Linked DNA regions of Homo sapiens: region 1 is linked to region 2. A link is a contact called in ENCODE Hi-C or POLR2A ChIA-PET data. All regions are on one chromosome and are shown on one strand. The core of a region is the stretch at or near the end of the contact, and the rest is flanking DNA. Distances in the headings are between cores, read along the strand shown.

The links. A loop is a pair of places that touch in the nucleus more often than their neighbours do. ChIA-PET counts read pairs that join two places held with the same protein, here RNA polymerase II (POLR2A). Pooled maps may share reads with other maps.
Region 1: a map of HUES64 shows a loop between it and region 2 (3-fold over the local background). The contact joins the promoter of SIX2 here to the promoter of LINC01833 in region 2. A Hi-C loop is called at or near these places in 2 of 168 maps with a recorded cell type or tissue (HUES64 and naive thymus-derived CD4-positive, alpha-beta T cell), 18 of 37 single-sample maps with no recorded cell type and 14 of 50 pooled maps. POLR2A ChIA-PET finds 5 or more read pairs at or near these places in 2 of 52 experiments (AG04449 and H1).

What each region holds. Positions count from the first base shown.
Region 1 is chr2:45,004,340-45,011,121 of GRCh38, reverse strand. SIX2 (SIX homeobox 2) reads left to right here and starts at 1,670. Exons shown (of 2, transcript NM_016932.5): 1 at 1,670-2,571; 2 at 4,637-5,940. The coding sequence starts at 2,012. The coding sequence ends at 4,952. RefSeq lists enhancers at 598-1,197, 2,202-2,975, 4,249-4,792, 4,793-5,336.
Region 2 is chr2:44,935,542-44,943,141 of GRCh38, reverse strand. LINC01833 (long intergenic non-protein coding RNA 1833) reads left to right here and starts at 3,943. Exons shown (of 2, transcript NR_147195.1): 1 at 3,943-4,319. SIX3-AS1 (SIX3 antisense RNA 1) reads left to right here and starts at 1,264. Exons shown (of 2, transcript NR_103786.1): 1 at 1,264-1,432; 2 at 2,309-2,988. SIX3 (SIX homeobox 3) reads right to left here and starts at 1,440. Exons shown (of 2, transcript NM_005413.4): 1 at 232-1,440. The coding sequence starts at 1,037. RefSeq lists enhancers at 1-397, 1,480-2,006, 2,775-3,274, 3,275-3,776, 5,195-5,727 and 1 more and silencers at 4,118-4,247, 5,242-5,321.

The DNA of each region.
Region 1 (6,782 bases), core at 421-2,920, 70 kb before region 2:
AATAAACACAAAGGCATAAATATATGCCTTACCATAGACACCAAGCAAAACCAAAAGTTGAACCCAGGGCTCTAGACTCCCATTCCGCGCTCCTAGCACAAACTCCATAGAAAGCATAAAAGGGTGGGAAAGAAGGAACTGGCCTAGACTCGGGTTCCATAGCCCTAGACTGGCTGAGGGCAGAGCCCAGGATTTGTGCTGGCTTGGGTCAGGCACTGAGTATGGCCCTAGGAGCTCCTGGCCTGCAGCAGCTGAGGGGGGAAGAGGAGGAAACTGAAGGAAGTGGAAAGGACATGTCCGGGAAGGAGCTAAGCCCCGGGCTTTTCAAAACGTAGAGCAAGAACACACCCATCCTCAGTTCTCCCACCTTTGTGCGAGCCCTTCTCCCACAGGACCAGCACCACATGTTTCCATTGGCACCCTGACAAAGAAGCAAAAAACAGGACCCCCTTTTAAAGCACCTCATCCCGGAGCTCAGCGAGCCGGTTCCCAGGCTGGAGTGGCCAGGAGCCGAGCCGATCCCCAGCGGCGAAGCGGGAGGACTGGGAATCTTGCCTCCGTTCTCCTCCCCGACCACCCACCGGGGAAGCCCCACCACCGTCCTAGAGTCCCTGCCGTCGCCCCTCTCCCCCGCCCCGGTGGGCAGACTGCGGGTCTGCGCCGTCCGGGGTTCTGCGTCGCAGCTGCCGGCCGGAGTCAGCTTCCATAGAGGCCACACGGAACTGCCTGGCGCTCCTCGGGCTGTGGGACCCGTGGGGTTAAGTCTGAGTCCCCGCCCGGCGAGGAGCAGAGAGCGCAGAGTTGGGGCGGTACAGGCCGCCAGGCAGCCGGCGGGGCTAGGAGAGGGAGGAAAGGCGGGATCCTCCGGGAAGTCGATTCTCCGGCGTCCGCCTGCGGCCACTGCCAAATCTTCCCCATTTCTTTCGTCTACTCCCTCCCCTTTTCCCTCGAGGACCGCTGAGTCCAGAGTTTCTAGGATGGGGGTGGGGCGCTGTCAGCAGAAAAAGCCAAGTCTTTGGGCGGCACCCGAGCACGTCCAAACTCTCCCATCCCACTGGCCTGCGCCGGGGTAGAATGTGCCCGGTGAACAGAGAGCCTGGGAGGGACGCGGTGACCTGGGGAGAAGGGGAACCCTGTAGGGTCTGGGCGAGGCTGCAGAGCCCTCTCCTAGCCAAAGCTGCCCAAACTTTCTTCCCCTGGAGTCTCCTTCCACCCCTCTCCCTCCCCTTCCTCCTGGACACCCCCTTAAACGGTCTCCGCCTTCCCTTCTCTCCTCTTCTCTCCCCACCTCGATCCACCCCTTTTCGTCTTCGCCCGCTCCCCCCGCTCTCCTGTCCTCCTCCTCCCTCCCTCTTTGGGCATCCGCCCCGTCAATCTCCGCCGCCGCCGGCCCCAACCCGGCCCCTCTCCGCCTCCCAGGCTCTCAGAGCGCCCCAGGCTCCAGTAGAGCCGCCCTCAGTTCTGCGCGGAGCGGGGCGATCTGTCAGCGGAGCCGGCCGGGGGGAGCCGCCCGGCCCGCCGAGGCTCGGGTTACCAGTGACTGACAGCGTCTCCATGGCGAATAATTTGACTCCGACTATTGTCTGGCGCTGGCAGGCCCCGGGTCAGATAACCGGACCAATCAGGGCGCGGGCCGCCGCGCCTCATGCCCGCTTAGAATAATATTATTAAGAAAGCTGAGAGCCAGCTAGACGGGAGGGAGAACGAGTGAGAAGCGAGCGAGGGAACGGCGGGCGGGCGCGGAGCATGCGGAGCGGCGCCCCGGGCGGCCCCCGGGCTTGGGCGAGGGCTTGGGCCAGGCGCGCGGGCCGTTGGGGTTCGGAGCTTCGTGGGACCCGCGGCCGGCGCGGGGACGTACGGCAGTGACTCGGGGCTCACCGGGGGCCAGTGCCGGGCCAGGGGGCCAGCCCCGCCCGCGTCTCGGCCCGGACGGCCCGGCGAGGAAGCTCCCATGCGGGACCGCGCGGCCCGGTGAGGGCGCGCGCGGGCGGGCGGGGACGCAGCCGGCACCATGTCCATGCTGCCCACCTTCGGCTTCACGCAGGAGCAAGTGGCGTGCGTGTGCGAGGTGCTGCAGCAGGGCGGCAACATCGAGCGGCTGGGCCGCTTCCTGTGGTCGCTGCCCGCCTGCGAGCACCTTCACAAGAATGAAAGCGTGCTCAAGGCCAAGGCCGTGGTGGCCTTCCACCGCGGCAACTTCCGCGAGCTCTACAAGATCCTGGAGAGCCACCAGTTCTCGCCGCACAACCACGCCAAGCTGCAGCAGCTGTGGCTCAAGGCACACTACATCGAGGCGGAGAAGCTGCGCGGCCGACCCCTGGGCGCCGTGGGCAAATACCGCGTGCGCCGCAAATTCCCGCTGCCGCGCTCCATCTGGGACGGCGAGGAGACCAGCTACTGCTTCAAGGAAAAGAGTCGCAGCGTGCTGCGCGAGTGGTACGCGCACAACCCCTACCCTTCACCCCGCGAGAAGCGTGAGCTGGCGGAGGCCACGGGCCTCACCACCACACAGGTCAGCAACTGGTTCAAGAACCGGCGGCAGCGCGACCGGGCGGCCGAGGCCAAGGAAAGGTACGAGTAAGTAGACCTTCTTCGGCGCCAGCTCCCCGGGGCCCAAGGGAGGGGTTCGCAGGGCTTCTGCCGGTCCCCCGGAGAGGCCTAAACTGGGCCCCCAGGCCCGGCCACAGCCCAGCGGCAGCCCGGCCTGACTTGGACGATGCTTAGGCCTTTCTATGCCGGAGACCCGGCGAGCAGGGATTTGTCTAAAGCGGGCAGAGCAATTCAGGAAGTTGTCAACTAACTACTCGGTCGCTAGAGGAAAAGGGTGGAGAAGCAGAGAGCTTCGGGGCAGCGCAGAACTGTGGGCCTGTATCCCCTGTGAGGCAGGCACAGTAGGTCTGGTCATCCTCAGGACAGAGGGGTTTGAGCCCAGATGAAAGGGGATTTGCAGATTTCTTGCTGGTGGTGCTTCCCGGCATTTCCCCCCAGCCTTAGCTCCAGGCCAAAGTGTGATGGGGTCGGGACTGGGGCTGGAACTTCCCTAGAATGACCTGGATGGGGAAAAGCCAGGCCATGAATTTTCGTTGTCACATGGAGTTGAGAGCGGGTCCTTTATCTCCTTAGAAAGGATCCAGAGGTGAAAGGGAGGAAGTGTCAGTTCTGGGAGAGAAGAGACGCATGCCCTGTTTTCTGCCTTGCTAGAGATAGCCGCCCTTCCCTGGCACTCCAGGCCCTTGATGCCTCTCTCCTTAGGCCCTACCTCTGATGGGTAGGTCGGAATGTCTGCGGTGAGCTGAGAGGCACAGAGGGGCTGGGAGTTGGATGTCCTCAGGTAAACCAGGACTTCCTGAACCAGCCTAAAGGTTGATCATTAGGCCCTTGCCACTGCCTGCCCTATAACCCCTCAGGACCTCAAACCTGGAGAGAAACTTATTATGGGAACAGAATCCAGCCCGGGGTAAGAGCAAAACAGGACACCTGGGGTTGGTGATATGGGGTGTGTTCCACCCTGAGTTTGAATGATCAGGGTCAGAGGTGAGGGTGCTGAACCAGAAACATCTTAGGGGGAGTGCTGCAGGCTCAGATACTTCCAGGTATCTGAGACCCTGAGGTTGGAGTTTCCACAGTGGTGAGGTCTCAGCTGCCAGCCCTGTGGGAAGCTCCCTCCCAGGAAAGCAGAAAGAAAAACCCTCCCGAAGCTGGTGACAAGAGATCCTACCCAGGATTTTAAATATCCAAATCTGGGGAGGAGCTGTCAGTCAAAGGCATAGAAGGAGGTGGGTTCTCTCTGCTGGGTCCCCCTCCACCCAAACCGGCATGTGATCAGACTCCTGAAAACCTGGGTTCTCAGACCAGGCCCCAGATGAGAGCTGCAGATTCCCGGAGTGGCTGGTTACAATGGAAAAGCCTCGGCCTTCTCCCAGGGGCTGCCCTTTATCCCCCAAGCTTCTGGTCTCCGAGCTGACGTTTTCACTGTACCACCACGGAAAGGGAGTCCTCCATCCTTGGACCCTTGTCTCTAGGCCCAGCAAGGAGAGCCCTCACAGGGCTGCCCAGTTTGGAGCTACAGGGAAAGGACGCTTAGCCCCAGGAGCCTGTCTCCCAGCCAGGGGTCTCCCTCGGGCAGAAAAAGCAAAGGGAAATGAAGTCTTGTGAGAGGCCCTAAATCCCTTGACCTGGGATCCAGGGTTCCTTAACCTGCTAGCCCCACATCTACCCAGCAAACCTGGCTTGTGGAGCCTAGAGTGATCTGAAAATCCAGGCATCGTCTCTTCCTCCCGGCTCACCCCACAACTTCAGGGAACCCTGTTCTCCTGCACCTCTGTTCCTGAAAAGAAATATTGGGGAAGGGGGGAAAGAGGAAATATAGAAAAGATATTGATGAGATTGACAGCATGAGAGGTGGGGACGATAAGGGCAGAGGGGCAAGAGAAATTGGGTGTTGAGAGATGGAGAGAACGGGCAGAAAGGAGAACCCAGACCAGGTCGAGGAAATGGTAGAAACCGAAAACACCCGCAGGCCACAAGCCCGGGATCTGTCTCCCGAGGCTGGTGGCTGGCTCTGACTGTGACTGAGATGGCGCTGGGTGGTCTCGATGTCCCTGCTGACCCCGCTGCTTTGCTCCCGCACTTGCAGGGAGAACAACGAGAACTCCAATTCTAACAGCCACAACCCGCTGAATGGCAGCGGCAAGTCGGTGTTAGGCAGCTCGGAGGATGAGAAGACTCCATCGGGGACGCCAGACCACTCATCATCCAGCCCCGCACTGCTCCTCAGCCCGCCGCCCCCTGGGCTGCCGTCCCTGCACAGCCTGGGCCACCCTCCGGGCCCCAGCGCAGTGCCAGTGCCGGTGCCAGGCGGAGGTGGAGCGGACCCACTGCAACACCACCATGGCCTGCAGGACTCCATCCTCAACCCCATGTCAGCCAACCTCGTGGACCTGGGCTCCTAGAACCCATTTGCCTTGATGAGCTTGCCTTTTGTGACTTGACACTGGGGACGTGGAGTGGCGGTGTCCAGGGGCGCCCCGCCCCTGCGGCCCCACCAGGTACTGAAAGACCCGCAGGCTGAGCGGGTAGAACAGCCGGGTAGGGCAGATAGCTGTCTATGTTGGTTCTTGTTTGGGATTTATTTTCAACAAGTTACTTTTAGGATCCTTTTGGGGCTGGAGACTGAGTCTTGAACCACAGAAGGGAATAAATTATACACCACTGTCATTCTCTCTCTCCCTCTGTCTCTTCCTTTTACCCTCTCTTGTCTTGCCTTTTCCCCCTTTCCTCTTCCTTTCCCTTCCTTCTCTTTTCTTTTTTCTGCTTTCTGTCTTTCTCCCTCTCCTTGTATTGCTTTCCTTCTAGATTTCTAGCTTGCCACCGTTCATTCTCTCCTTCTGTCTCTCCCTTTCTCTCTCCTTCTCTGTTTCTCCTCTCTTCTCTCCTGCCAGTCTCTTGTACTCTGTGTCCTGGTCCCTCCGTATGTACCCCTGTCTTTCTCCTCCTGACTGGTGGTCTATCTGCCCCTACCTCTGGCCCTCGCTTTACCGGAGTAGGGGGTGGGAGAGGGAAGAGGAGAGAAAATACAGGGACTTTGAACCTAGGCCATCTCCTGAGGCCTTTTCCCTCGCCCATGTGGGTCAGTGGGAGCTGCAGGTGTCAGCTTTTCGTCTAGTAACTTAAGTGAGAGAGAAAGGGCAGCGCCACAGAAGCCCCTAAACGCCGCCTCGTCATACGCCCCTCCTCCTTCTCTCTTGGCGAGGCCCCGCCACACCGCGCTCTTCCTCCCGGGACTGTGACTACAGCGCTCCCGGCTGAGCGCGCCCCCCGAGCCGCCGACTTGCCGTCTCCCCGTAATGCCCTCATGTGAATGTTCTTCGGGAAATATTTCTGCTTTTATTTTATAATAAAATTAGAAATCATAAATATATAAATGGTTATATGCCACAAGGCCCGCGGGCCGGGAGTGCAGCTGTGTCTGATTTCCCTACCAAGACTCGACACCCCGGGTGGGCCGTTCTGGTTGGCGATGCTCTCTGGTGAGTCCCGAAACAGCCAGACGCCTTCCTATACACACGACTTGTGTCAGTCGCTAGGTGAAGGCACTGAAATTCCTGAAACAGCTCCCTCCCTTTTCCTGGCTGGGAAAACTCGCTGCAGAAGCGGGGAGGGGCAGCCTGCTGCCCTCCCCACACCAGCGACGCGCACAGCCCTTGCCAGCCTCTTTCTCCACCTCGAGGTCGAAGTGGAAGACGAGAGAGCTTGTGCCGAGGGCGGGTACGTGCCTTCGGAGATGCCAAAGCTGGGGAAGAAATTGGGCCGCAGAAGTTTCCTGCCGCGCGTACTCCTTGGCGGTGGTTGCAGTCTCCGAGACTGGGCGCGATGCGCTGCGCGGATTTGCCGGTCCCAGGCTCAGACCCCCAGACTTAAGCTCCAGACGCCCAGTCCCGGTGCTGCGTGTGGCAGTGGAGCAAAGGTATTCGAGCTCGCAAACCTGCTTCTGTGGATTTGCAGTGAAACTGAAGGGTCAGGGAAGGAGGGAAATCGGACTCAGGGCGGCCGGGCCGGCGGCCGCCTCTGCTCTGTTTCTCCCTTTCTCTCTCCCTCTGTTTCTCCCTTCTTCTCACCTGCCAGTCTTTTGCATTCTGTGTCCTGGTCCCTCCATCTGTACTCCTGTCCTTCTCCGCCTGTCTGGTGATCTATCTGCCCCTACCTCGGCCCTCGCTTTCCCGGAGTGAGGGGTGGGAGAGGGAAGAGGAGAGAAAAGACAGGGGTCAGACTGAGCTGGCGGC
Region 2 (7,600 bases), core at 2,694-5,193:
AGCACACACTCTCTGCCCTGACGAAAGCCCCTCTTGGTCAAAGCAATCAATACACCCACAGCCAGCCCGGCCCCCTCTTCCGCGCGTCCCGGACAAGCGGAAACTTTCTCCGACTGGCCAGGAGTCACGGCTTCCCTGGCTCTCAGCGGCCGCTCCGCTAGCCCCATCTCAACCCCTCTCCCCTTCCCAGGCCTCTGAGGCTGTAGCCAGGCCGCGGGCCCCGCCACTAACCTGTTCTTGGCCGCCGCGGCGCGGTCGCGCTGCCGCCGGTTCTTAAACCAGTTGCCTACTTGTGTGGGAGTGAGGCCGGTGGCCTGCGCCAGTTCGCGTTTCTTGCTGGGGTTGGGGTAGGGGTCCTGTAGGTACCACTCCCGCAACAGGCTCCGAGTCCGCTCCTTGAAGCAATGCGTCTTCTGCTCGCCGTCCCAGATGGTGCGTGGCAGCGGGAACTTCTTGCGCACGCGGTACTTGTCCACCGGGCCGAGTGGGCGGCCGCGCAGCTTCTCGGCCTCCTGGTAGTGCGCCTCGAGCCACATGGCCTGCAGCTTGCCGTGAGACTCCTTGGTGAACTTGTGGTTCTCAAGGATGTGGTAGAGGTCGCGGAAGTTGCCCGTGTGGAAGGCGACCACGGCGCGCGCGCGCAGGATCGACTCGTGTTTGTTGATGGCCTCGCACGCCCCGGGGGCCACGGGCAGCGACCAGAGGAAGCGGCCCAGCCGCTCGATGTCGCCCGTCTCCTCCAGCGTCTCACAGACGCTGGCCACCTGCTCCGGCGAGAAGTTGAGGGTGGGCAGCTGGAACATGGACAACTCTTCCGGGGGGGCCCTGGAGCCGCCGCCGCCGCCGCCGCCTGCTCCGCCAGCACCGCCGCCTCCCGCACCGTTCCCGCCGCCGCTGCCGCCTCCCGCGCCGCCGCCGCCTCCCGCACCGTTCCCGCCGCCGCTACTCGCCAGAAGTATGGAGCGGTGGTGAGAATCGGCGAAGTTTGGCAACAAGAAGTGGGAGGAATAGAGGTCTAGGGGGGAGCGGAATACCATGGACTGACCTGAGAGGAGAGGAGAAAATTCAGGGAGAGGAAGAGAGAGGGGAGGAAGAGGAGGAGAGGGGCGATGAGGACCAGGAGGAGGGAGAGGAGAGGGGGGAGGAGGAGAAGGAAAGGAGGGGGGAGCAGGAGGAGGAGGGAGAGGAGGAAGGGCGTAAGGGACACCCACACCCCACACACATCCACACACACACACACCCGCGCAGCCACATAGAGAGGGAGGTAGGAGAGCGGCCCGGTGCGCGCGCGCAGAGAGAGAACCCGAGACAGAGAGGGAGAGGGAGAGGGAGAGAGGAGAGGGAGAGCCAACCACCGCCGAGTCAAGATTCAGCGATTCCACCGCAATCGCCCTAATGACAACAGCCTCATAATATCTCCCCTAAATCCACAGTGAGTGCAGCATTGAAACATTTTGTTTCGCTTTTCTATTGGTCTGTGGCGTGTCGTTGTGGCGTTGCCACGGCAACCACTGCCAATCACTGTCAGCCCTGCCAATCAATACCGAGAACGTAAGGACGGTTTTACCACTTAGCCAGAGGGCGGGGGGAGGGGGAGAGCAGGGAAGGAGGGAGAAGTGGGGGGATAAAGAGAATTTTTTTTATCTTTGCAACTCTTAATCTCGCTACCTCCCCCTCCTCTCTTCTCTCTTCTCCCTCTCTCTCCTCTTTTCTCTACCGCTGTCTCTGAGACTTCTTCTTCCCTTTTTCCTAAAGAAGTTGATCCAGAAATTCGAAAAGCCCTGGGCAGAGTTGTTGAATGGGATGTGCAATTAGAGAGGGGATTTTGTTGGGAGGCAAGAGGGTCCCCCAGGCTCCACATAGTCCAGGTCGGCAGGCAAGGAAAGACGGCTGACCAGCCCAGCGGGCGCGGTTTGCACATGGTTTGCACGTCGGGCCGCCTCTTTCTGCCTATGTGAGCACTAATAGTGGCAAGGAAGAAAGGAGAGATGAGATCATGGGGCCCACCAAGCACCGACCTTGGCCCAGCGGGCCGTGGCGCCAGCCGGGGATCCCGGATTCCGAGGGTATCTGGCGCCAGGGAGCCTGAGCCCAATTCCCAGGGTGCTGGAGGCCGCTCTTGCCTCCCCCATCGGTGCCCATGGACCGCATTCACCTCAACTCCCTCTTCATCAATTAGGCTTCTCTTTACTCCCTCCCCGGCCAAGGAGCCTCGATTTCCCCCACCACCCTGTATTTTAAAATAACAGTCCAAACAGTACACTTCTTTCCATCTTAAGAAGCAACTCAACTCTTTGTTTCTTCCCAGAATTCAGCTGCCTCTCTGAGGAGTGGTGGAGGAGCTGCGGGAGCCGAGAAGCCCAAGAGCCCTCTGGACCCAGAAAAGTCCTACAGATGCCCACTCCTCACCACACAACAGAAGGAGCTCTGGTCCTGCCTGCCAGCCCCAGAGGGCACTCAAACTTTGGAGGCCAGCCACCCGGATGAAGTGAATAAGGCCTGAAAATTGCTTGTTTGCTCGTATTGTAAAATAATAATAATTACCATTATTATTTTTAAACTGTCTAATTTCTCTAGGGAAAGTAACATCGAAAGCCTAAAACAGACGCCAAAAGGCCCATAGAACACAGAGGGCCCTCTCTGCCTCTGGCCACCACAGCCCCTAGGCCAGGCATGGGTATTTATTCTTAGGTATGTTGCTTTTAAGAAGCTGTAATCAGCATCTTGAGCCGGGCCTCCCTTTGTGAGGCTTCTGTAACTATGGAAGTGTGATTTACGCAGATTTGTCGGGGTCAGAGACGTCTTTCCCTGAGCACTGTGTATATTTAGACAGGACTCGGTTTGGTGTTAAAAAGTGTATATGTTGAATGGATTCACACACAGTAGCCAACAATGACCACATTGTCGGCCCGTGTACAACGCGTATTGAAACGCAGCGCCCAGACTTCAACTAATCTGCCCTCAATAAAGCTGAAATAATTATCCTAAGCTGCCTTTCCAGAAGAAAAATCATTGAGGAATTCAAAACTTTTTTTTTTTTTTTTTAAAGATCTTTTCTGCATTCCGATGCAGATCTGGGGGCAAGGCGCCGTGTCCACACCACTTTGGTGATCTCAATGAGGGAAGAGAGAAAGAGAGGTTGAGAGAGAATTTAAATGGGAAACCTAACGTGACTGGGGCTGTGAGTGTCCCAGCCCCTAAACCCCGAGCTGGAGCCCTGCTTAGGCCTTGACTCCCGCAGTGCCAGGCCTCTGAGGGCCGGGGAGAAGAGCAAGCCGACAAGTGCAAGCCTCCTTGGAGGATTCCGGGCGGCAGGGAGGCCCTGGGTCCGGCGAGGGGCCAATACTGGCTCACTTAGCCAGAGACAGCCGTGGGGTAGCAGGTCTTCAACACGACGACTGGGGCAGAAAAATATTCCTCCAAAGGGAAGACCTGCCAAGCCCCATTTCAGTGCTCTCTCCACTCCATATATATTTCCTCTCCTCCTGGCCATGAGTCCTTCTCCACGCAGCTGAAAGCTCTGGGCGGTCATTCACTGAGGGCCCAGAAAGAGCCCAAAGGTTGGGACACAAAAACAGACACTTCATGTTTTCTTCCCGATCCCTTTCTCTCGTAGGGGAAGGATTATAGGCTGAAGGGTGGGAGGGGGAAGGGGCAGGAGGAGGAAGCGGGGGAGGAAGGAATGAAAAAGGGGAGGGGAGTGGGTATTGTGCCGCGTGTGGGGGGAGAATTCCTACGGGTGGGTTTCCGAATATTGTGTTCAACTTTTTGAAAGCAGCTCGTGACCCCGAAACTGCATCCCCCGGAGCCGGGGACCCAGGCGCCGGGCGGGCGGGTGAACCCGGTCAGTCCCCTCCCCGTCCCCGAAACCCCCGCCTCCGGGTGGTGGCGACCTGGCCTCTCCCTGCCACTGCCCGGCCAGCCCCGGAGGGAGGCTGGGCAGGTGCTGCGGGCTCTGCCGAAAGCGCTGAAATAAAAAACCATCGCCACTCAGGGAGAACTGAGGCAAGTGGGGCTGAGACTCTGGCGACACCCCCGCCCCCCAGCCTCTGCCCCAGCGCCTGCCGCCCTGCCGCCCTGCCGCACCCCGCCTGCTTGGGTGGCGACCGCGGTTCCGGAACGCGAAGCAGGGCAGAGGGCTGCAGAGAGGCGTGTAGCTTTGTGCGCCAGGACCCGGTGGGGCAGGTGGCAGCCCCGGGCTGTCCGCGCCTCCCAGCAGAGCCGAGCTCGGCGCCGCCCACCGAGCCCACCTCGCGGTCCAGCCGCCGCCAGCGCCTTTCGGCTCTGGCCTGAAGCAGTACTCCCGCCTCCTGGAGCGGGTAAGTTGAGAGTCCGGAGAGCAGGGCAGGGAGGCGGGGCGGCTGGTCCCAGAGCGGAGGGCCGGACTGGCTCCCCGCCGGGCTGGGGGCGCAGGCTCCATAGGATCTCAGTCGAGGGGTTCTGAGTGCGTGTTTGGGTGGGAAGCAGGGCTGTGGAGCGCCAGAGCTTCCCCTCCCAAATTCCCAGGCGCTGGGCACTGGGGAGTGGAGCAGAAGCAGAGGGACCTTGGGTTCCGGGGCCCAGCGGCCTTCCACGCTGGTCTGGGAACCAAGCAAGCCCTAGGGCAGTGCGAGGACTGGGAAGGGACCCTGGGGGACCGCTAGAGGAGGTGGCGCGTGGAGGGCGCCTGCACCCTGGGGTCGCTCAGAGCGGAGAGTCTCGGGTGGATAGGTCAGCTTGCAGATCCTCTAGGTCTCTTCTCTGCTCTCTGGCCGCTCTGATTGCGGGATCTGGGACTTGGCGCCCGTACAGGCCGGGTCACCTGTGCAGAACAAATTTGCTGCCATCATCCCCGCTTCAATCCTGGCCCCGGCGATCTAAAATATCGCCTTCAGGTGGGGCAGGGAGAAAAGATGTCTTTGGGGTTTAAATAGTGTTCTCCTTGTACCCGGACCAACTGGCATTTATTTACAAATGTCACCCGCCACCCCAGCACTGGGAAAGTCTCAACCACATCTGGAGAACGCCCGAGAGACCTCCCACTCTCTCCTTGTTTTGGGTTACAGGGAAAGCCAACGGGTCTGCAGGCCTCCGGGAGACGAGGATCCGGAGGGTTGGGGCAGCTGCACCCACTTGGCCTTGCTCAGCTCTAAACAGCCGACCAGGAGGCCGGGGGAAGGTTTGCCCTGTGGGGGCAACGCCCCTTCCGGCTCCCAGGATGTCGGGAGGCGGAGGCTGGCCGGGTGGCCCGTAGTCTGGGCCTCCCCGCAAGCTGCAAACTGAGGCGCTTGGCGCGGGCGGCCAGGGAGGGCGCAGGGGAGCGCAGCACGCAGGCGGGGAGGCCGCGAAGCCCTTCAAGGACCCCGATTACTTTCCTTTGAAAAACAACAACAACAACTGCTCCCTCCCCGCACCCCCGCCCCCCGCCTTAGCCTCCGGGGACTGGCGCTCCAAGCAATTGTCGCCCCGGACAGTAAACACAGCTCAGTTGCCTCAACTTTCTCCATGCATAAAAGTTCCTGGCGTGCGGGGAAATTTGAATATTTGATCAGCCCCTTTGAGTGACCCTCATTAGTCCGGCGCCCTGCTAAGGCCGGGCATTGCAAGAAAGCTGCTGGGCTCGGCATTTGTACGCCTTGTTAGCGCAGCTTAATGAAGCCGCCCCGACGGCTCAAAGGCGGCCTCAGGGGCCGGCGACGCGCACCTCTCGGCACCCTGCTCTGCCTAATGAGCCCCGCCGCCCTCTAAAGGACCCTCCACCCCCCACATTCTGAAACAGGGGAAGTTTGGCTCTGTCTTGAACCACGGCACCTCCCACTGCCAGGCCCAGGAGGGTGGGCACAAACCCAGCCTAGCTGCCTGCAGTTACCCATTCCCAAGAGAGAGGGGCTGGAGAGTTGGGAGGTGTGAGCCATACTGGTTGGGGGCAGTGCAGGGAGGGGAGCGGGTGGCAGGAGAGGCTTTTGCTGTCTCAGGATCCAGCCCAGGGAGTGCACTGCCAGCCTCTCCCAAGTGGACCAATTGCAAATCAATTAGTCACTCCAGTTCCTTAAAGGTGCATCTGGACTAATGCTGGGGTGGCTGAGGGTCAGCCTTCCATCCTCCTATCACCTTAGGTTCCCTTGGCTTCCACTGCCCAGAGGCCACACACTTCTTCCCAAGGTTCCCCTTCTGAACAGCCAGACCTGGTGTGCCAGGACTTGGATTTGAGAAAGGGTGGGCAGCTCCCCTCCCTAACCCATCATTGCCTCCACCATTCACAGAGCCCAGTCACATGTTATGACAAGTGGCAGTAGGGAAGGCAGGGGACCACAGCCCGTCCTGCACTCCCCCTCAACAGAGGTATCCCTTCTTTGGCTTCTAGTCCCAGGGAGGCCTGGCAAAAAAAGTGCTATAGGCAAGACCACCCTGCAAGACTGGCCTGGCAGCCTGGCAGAGAGGCAGAGAGCCAGAGCCCTGGAAGGAAGGGAAACCAAAGCAGTCATCTACTTCACCTTTTCTTAGTGGGGCAGCTGACATGGCTGGCCAGTAAATATAAGACACCCTCTTAAAAATTGTGCTTCAGTCCTCAGGAAGTGTAGCCTTCCTTCCCTTTCTGTCTCCCCTCTCCTCTGATGCCCTTTTCCCTGGACAGTCGGAGCTCAAGGTCCTTCACTCCCTCCTTGCATACACAGCTCTTGGGCCCTTAAGGGTTACTTTTGGGGGGAATTAATGCTCTGGGCTTGGGAAGCAGGCTGCTCCAAATCCACACTCAGGACTTTCTGGACCCCACCCCCCAACACACAAACACAAACATGCCCAGGATCCCTCAGACACACAGTGGGCCTGGTCAGGTTGGTAACCTCAGGACCCCGTGCCCGCGTGAGCGTCTCTGGGAGGTCGTGGAAAGGAACCAAAAGGCCAGGTAGGCCCTGGGATACAGAGAGCCCTCCAAGTCCATCTGGTTTGCTTCTCTTCCTTTCTCTCTCCCTAGCTCCGCTAGCATGCCCTGCCCCATTTCCCATCACATAACCCCCTAACTTAACCCTAAACTGGCAATCTTTAGGCATCACCTCTGAGCTGGGCAAAGGCGGTGCCCGGGCCTTGATCGACCCAGAGGGCTAAAGTAGGGGCGGGGAAGGGAGGGGTGTGCGCTGCTGGTGAGAAAGGGGACCTGAGGCGAGGGTAGAACTCAGCCCTGTGGCCTCGAGGCCAGGCCCACCGGCTGCTCAGGGGAGGAGGCGAGGGGAGGGGGCTGGGAGTCCGCAGGCATCGGTCGGGGCAGCAGGGACCTCAGGCGTCGGCGTGGGGGGCTAGATCCGGAGGAGAGGGGAGGGGAGGCGGGGGTCGGGGGATCGCGCAGGGCGGAGGAGGGGTGCAGCTCTTTAAGAGCCACACGGCTGGCAGGAGAGGCGCGCGGCCCGGTGCTGGTAGAGCACTGACCCCGAAGGGGATTTAGCGGGAAGAGAGTGGCCGGGCTCTGGGGGTTTTGTCCGAGGGGGCCGGGAGAGGCCGAGACACAAGAATAAGGAGCGGCCGCGGCATGAAAGGCGGCGAGGAGAGGCAGCACTGCTGCTCTTGACTTCTGAGCAGGGCTTAGAGAGCCTGCCCCGGCTTAAGCCGAGCTGCTGGTGCTGACCCT